Regions from separate parts of the Homo sapiens genome. Here region 1 is linked to region 2. A link is a loop called in an ENCODE intact Hi-C map of the cell type or tissue named here. Cell type or tissue: GM12878. All regions are shown on one strand. Each heading gives the region's core, and the rest is flanking DNA. Links, peaks and the distances in the headings are about the cores only.

What was found. Peaks named below come from ENCODE experiments on the same cell type or tissue, not always from the same donor. Only the 100,000 strongest peaks of a DNase experiment are listed, where the experiment ranks them.
Region 1: it touches region 2 in a loop (2.5-fold over the local background); 2 of 110 quality-filtered maps call a loop at or near these places.

Annotation. Positions count from the first base shown.
Region 1 is chr5:89,278,246-89,281,045 of GRCh38, forward strand. The region is part of intron 7 of MEF2C-AS1 (MEF2C antisense RNA 1); the gene reads left to right. Among named protein-coding and RNA genes, the nearest start is that of LINC02161, 300 kb to the right of the region's middle. RefSeq lists an enhancer at 2,122-2,291. In GM12878, for the core only: no CTCF peak of the experiment used is centred there; DNase peaks (open chromatin) are centred at 1,368, 2,023 and 2,348; H3K27ac peaks cover 2,171 bases.
Region 2 is chr5:89,231,144-89,233,943 of GRCh38, forward strand. The region is part of intron 7 of MEF2C-AS1 (MEF2C antisense RNA 1); the gene reads left to right. Among named protein-coding and RNA genes, the nearest start is that of LINC02161, 350 kb to the right of the region's middle. In GM12878, for the core only: no CTCF peak of the experiment used is centred there; a DNase peak (open chromatin) is centred at 1,238; H3K4me3 peaks cover 958 bases; H3K27ac peaks cover 2,500 bases.

The DNA.
Region 1 (2,800 bases), core at 163-2,662, 47 kb after region 2:
TCTCCTCTCAAAAGCCCTATAGGAAGATATTTGAGAGTATGTGCATGCAGAATGCCCCTCCTTTTGAGCCATTAGCTTTCCAAGAATTTTTCAGTCCCATGACCACTTTCTACTTCTCTCACTCTTTCACCTTTTTCTGTTAGTTATGAGTGTTTTTACTCTCCCAATACGTTTTACTCTTCTTCCTCCCTCTTTCTTTTCTGCCATGAGCCACCTCCATTTTCTTAATTGAATAAAATTGGAACCTGTCATATATTTAGCATACTCATTAAATAAATGTTACTACCTAAGAATCAAATGAATATTGCTTTTATGATTATTTTTTCTTACAAAACAAAGTTAAGCCAATGCAAAAAATGTTGTTTCTTACTTGGATAAAACCTTGAATACATCTATTTTTTTTGTTGTTGTTGTTCTAATGGGGCAGTGATCTATTACAACTAAAAAAAAATGTACTCAGGTCTGAGTGCTTAAGTAAACAACAAAAGCAAATGAGAAACTGGTATTAATAAGAAGAAAGATGAGAAGAAGGGAAGAGAATGCAAAAGAGAAAGAGGAGAAGATTTCACAGACCAAAAGTTTAAAAGGAAGAAAAAAAATAACCTAGACAAGCAAATGAGAAGCCTGCGATGACTACACCCTTTTTCTGGTCCAGTCTTTCCCTTCTAGACATTGGTGAAATGCCTATCTAGCCAAAGGAAGACTAGCCAGAATAGGGGAAATCACATCTGGTTTTACTCATTAAACAACTGTTTGAGGATCCACTATGTACTAAATCTTGTTCTAGGCAGTTTAGAATCCTAGAAGAATAATGTTCATCGGTAATCATCTGTGTTTCTTTCTTTTTTTTTTTTTTTTTTTTTTTTGAGACAGAGTCTTGCTCTGTCACCCAGGCTGGAGTGTGGTGGCGTGATCTCGGCTCACTGCAACCTCCGCCCCTCCAGGTTTAAGCAATTATCTGCCTCAGCCTCTGGAGTAGCTGGGATTACAGGCACGTGCCACCATGCCCAGCTAATTTTTTGTATTTTTATTAGAGACGGGGTTTCACCATCTTGGCCAGGCTGGTCTTGAACTCCTGACCTCATGATCCACCTGCCTTGGCCTCCCAAAGTGCTGGGATTACAGGCGTGAGCCACCATGCCTGGCCGACCATCTGTGTTTCTTGTCAGGTTTAAAGCAGTTTCTTTGGAGGGAAATATGCTTTTACTTTGTCAGCCACCCTTGTAAGTTGCTTTGTGTGCCACCAAAACGGAAAGCAAAAGTAGGCAAAAGAGAAAATAACAAAATCATGTACATAAATCTCTTATAAAGATTTGTCTTGGATTTACTGTGGAGAGAAGTTTCAGCCCTCTTATTGTATGTGCATCTGTTTCCCTATCCCCAAAAGGCATTAGCGGAACAAACCCCTACTGTACCTGGTGGAAGTAATGCACAGCAGCAACTTCCCTTGTGCGGCTGGATATTAATGCTAATGTACAGGAGTTAAATATAGCACAAAGCTAGTGTGTTGGAAAGAAAAGACAAAGCAACTAACATCACACTGCAAGGGGTGGGGTGGGGGAGGTGAGGAGATGATTATATCCTTAAGCGCCAGGATAGACTGCAAAAGTGGTAAACTGATAAGAGGAGAATGCAACTAGTGAACAGAACTCAGTCATGCTAACCTAATATTCTCAGTGGCAAAGAAAACCCAAGAATGTTGCCTAGATGAGTGTGAATGAGAGAGTCTGGAAAAGACAGAAACCTTTGGTGATGTTTATTAATAAGTGGGTTCAATAAGAAAAATGGGAGTAAGTTTTCTAGTTTTCTCCCACTTCTAACAGGAGACTGTATTAGGTCATACACCACTAGAGTAAGTAGAAAAATGTCCAAGTCCCACATAGTTCCCATTGCCTAAATGTTAGAAACCACCTTGAAAAACTCTAGAAGAAATGCTTCATGGATAATGGCTTAAATGAAGGAGTTTTGTTCTGATAAAGTGATCCAAGGTCATGAGAATTTTTCCTATGGCCATGGAAAATTTTGGTTTCAACATGTGCTGTATCTTTCTCAAGGTGACAGTGTGATGTATTGGTGAAAGTACTGGGTGGGGATTTGGGGCAACTGTATTTAAGAAGTGAGTCTTTCACTACAAATCTATGTAATCTTGAAAAAGTTAAATTCTCAGCATGTTATGATTATTTTTATTTTTTCATTTCTAAACCGAGATGATTAAATCAGATGACCACAACTGTTCTATCTGGTTCTGACATGATAGATTCTCCATGGGCTGTGCCCAGCTGTGCTGTGAGGCCTGAGGTAGAGGAGCCTTACCTCCCTCAGGGCATTAGACACTTACTTTGGGGGAAGATTCTTCTTATACCAGAACAACTGACTCTATAACTGAGTGTTCTGAATGGCTCCTGTCTCTTTAATGGATATGTCTCCAGGGCTTAGGACAGCCATTGGCACTAGGTGCTTAGAAATCTTTGGTAAATGAGTGAAGTACTATCTCCAAGGAAACTGATACTTAAATGGGACTTAAGGAACACTCCTTTCAGGGCATACAATACTGATTGTAACTGGGGTTAAAGCAAGGACTCTGTTCAAATCTCCACTTTATCACTTACTTTTGGCTGACCACAGGAAAATTACTTAATCTCTCTAAGTTAATCCTCTTACAGTGAAAGCACGGTTAGAATTGTGTTTCCCTAATATGGATATTGTGAGATTTAAGCCAGTATTGCATTATTAGCACAGTGACTAGCAAGTAGTGAGTAGTCAATAAACATAACTATACTTAGGTCAGGTTTAAGTTTTG
Region 2 (2,800 bases), core at 250-2,749:
ATAGAGTAAGGATTTATGTTAATTTTGCTGAGAGTTGGTCCGTGTTTATGTTTGCTGTAGCTAATATGTGCCAGAAGCTTTAAATTCCTCTAGTGTCCTTGATGTTTCTCTCCTGTTGACTTTGGACACCCTTAAATGTTCCTCCTCAAAGACAGTGGACATCTTGAAGCTCTTTCAGCTATGGTCCACTGTTGTTATACCAGAGTGCTGTTGCTGTGCAAAGGAACGCAAGAGGTGAAAAATTCTGTAATCTTACAATTAAACACTACTCTTTCAGTGGGCCTGTGTTTTAGGGCTATGACTTTGGTAAGTGTTTTGCCAGTGGTATAGGTTTCCCTTAGGCCTCTTCTCTACTTCTCCGGCCGTAGCATTCCTAACCTATTTCCTTGAAGCTTTAACTCCTGCTTCTGGCTGAAGGATCTTTGTTGGCTCTTCGCTGTGAGAATCTGGTGGGATTCCTTGAGGTAAAGCCAACAAAATTGTGGGGCCTCCCTAAGTCTGTGACCCCAGGAATTTTACACTCTCATGCTAGTCCATTCAGCCTTTGCAATGTGGCAAAATTACCATTTAAGTGCTCCTACCATTTTATGAGCTCCAGAGACTTCTACCCCAGGTAAGCAAATCTTTCCTGGAATACTGTGAATCTCTGGATTTGGCTGTCTTTCCAGATATCTAGATAGAAATTTACCCTGTAATCTCAGTTCTCTCAAGAAAAGTCGTTGCATTTCTGTTTGTTCAGCTCTTTCTTATTGTAAGAACAGGAGTGATGATTTCCAAGCTCTTTACATGTCTGAGCTTATAGTAGAGTTACTCATGTATAGTTGAATCCTGAAGTGCACAGTATTGGTGAACCTTGAAAAAAAGTAACTGAAGAGTAGAACATGAAAAGAAATGAGGAAATATTTTCTAGCTTAAATAAGTTTATGGAACAATTTTGATCTGTGGCTGTGTCAAAGTTAGTAAACTAGATGACAATTTACTTTTTCTCCAAAAATTTATATGAGCTATACTTTCAATTTGGGTAATCAATGAAATTCCCCATTTTGCTTCCCATGCATATAAGACACTGCTTTGATGACCAGTTGACATGAGAAAGATTTTTCATAGGAAGTGGCATAAAATTTAGTGATTCATAAAGTGTGTCATGGGACTGTATAGATATTATTATTTTGTATGTAAAACTGTCTTCAAAAGACCACAATGATCTCGGTTTCACTGAGAAGTCACATGTTGATGCAAACCTTATGTTCACACAGTGGTTGCCTTTTAGTACATCAAACGTTAGTGAACATCATTAGATCAAATGACTGTAAAAGGTCTTAAGTGGAATGATTTTGATCTGCTCTACACATTTCCCACTGGATTTTTGTCCACATTACATAATCGCTGTACATTTGGCACAGTATGTTGCCTTTGAAAAAGCTTCAAGATTAAGAAAGCATGAAGACAGGATTGCCCATAAAATCAGAAAGGAGCACTAGAAATATATATGCTGCAAAAACTAAAACCTTTCTTCCTCATTCAGTGTAAACTAAAAGCTCATGCTGAGCTAAAGCTTTATGATTAAGAACTCAACGTAGATAAACATTAAAAGCTATTTCACACTATTTGTCTTCTGATTTGGCAAGACATCAGTATTAAAAAATCTATTTAGTAATGATTTCTAAAATTCTTAACCCTGTACAGAAGGTCTTATTTACTCTACCGTGGTCAAACAGCCTGGAAAAATTAAAATAAAAAAAAAATAGTCAATTTGCATAGGACAAGTTAGTCTGAGAGCATTTCTTCTTTAAGAGAGCATAAAAGTGAAAGAAGATCCCCTGGATGTGGGTAGTTTTAGAGGGAATATTGACAACTGAGCAAATATTAAGCATACTTTTCCAAATTGAGATCATTTGCATTTAGCTTTTAATATACAGCCTTCCCTTTTCCTATCTCATAGCAGCTTCTTCAGTGTAATTAGATTTAATTAGAAGCAGTGACATCAACTTCAAAAGCTGTGGATTGTGCTCAGAAGTCACCTTTGGAATCACTATAAAATGTTTGCCCATTTTAGTAAGCAAGACATTTAAACTTGCAGTCTGTTTAACCAGAAAAGAATAAAAGTGAAAGAGATGTTTGTGGTGATTCAAAGGTGACTTTTGAGCACATTCCACAGCCTTTGAAGTTGTCACTGAGCCTAATTAAACTTCTCCTTCGTGTTTATTCTTTTGCAATTAAATGGACTTCAAGTTTAAATGTTCTTTTACAAGGAATTTTAATTATTACAAATGCAAAGTTTTATTTAGGGCCTGTTTCCACCTAGCCGTAATCAATAATATTATTTCCATGAGTAAGAGAGGTTAGGAGGCCCAAGCAACAAAATCAGAGTGAACATTTTGGAAAACAATATTTGTTGGGAATAGCCCAGGGGAATATCAAAAGATGTGCTGGAGCAAGCTTTCACCAGCTCATCAGAGCTAATTGTTAAATTTTCACTAATTTTGCAAGCCAGTTGTTCAAGGCCATCATCATCATCATCATCATCATCATCATCATCATCATCAGTCATCATTTGAGGCACATCTTGCTGTGTCACCCAGGCTGGAGTGCAGTGGCACAATTATGGCTCACTGCAACCTTGACCTCCTGGGCTCAATTGATCCTCTTACCTCAGCCTCCCAAGTAGTTGGGACTGCAGGCATGCATCACCATGCCTGGATAATTTTTGTATTTTTTCTAGAGACAGGATCTCCCTATGTTTCCCAGGCTGGTCTCTAATTTCTGGGCTTAAGTGATCTGCCCTCAAGGCCATTATTAA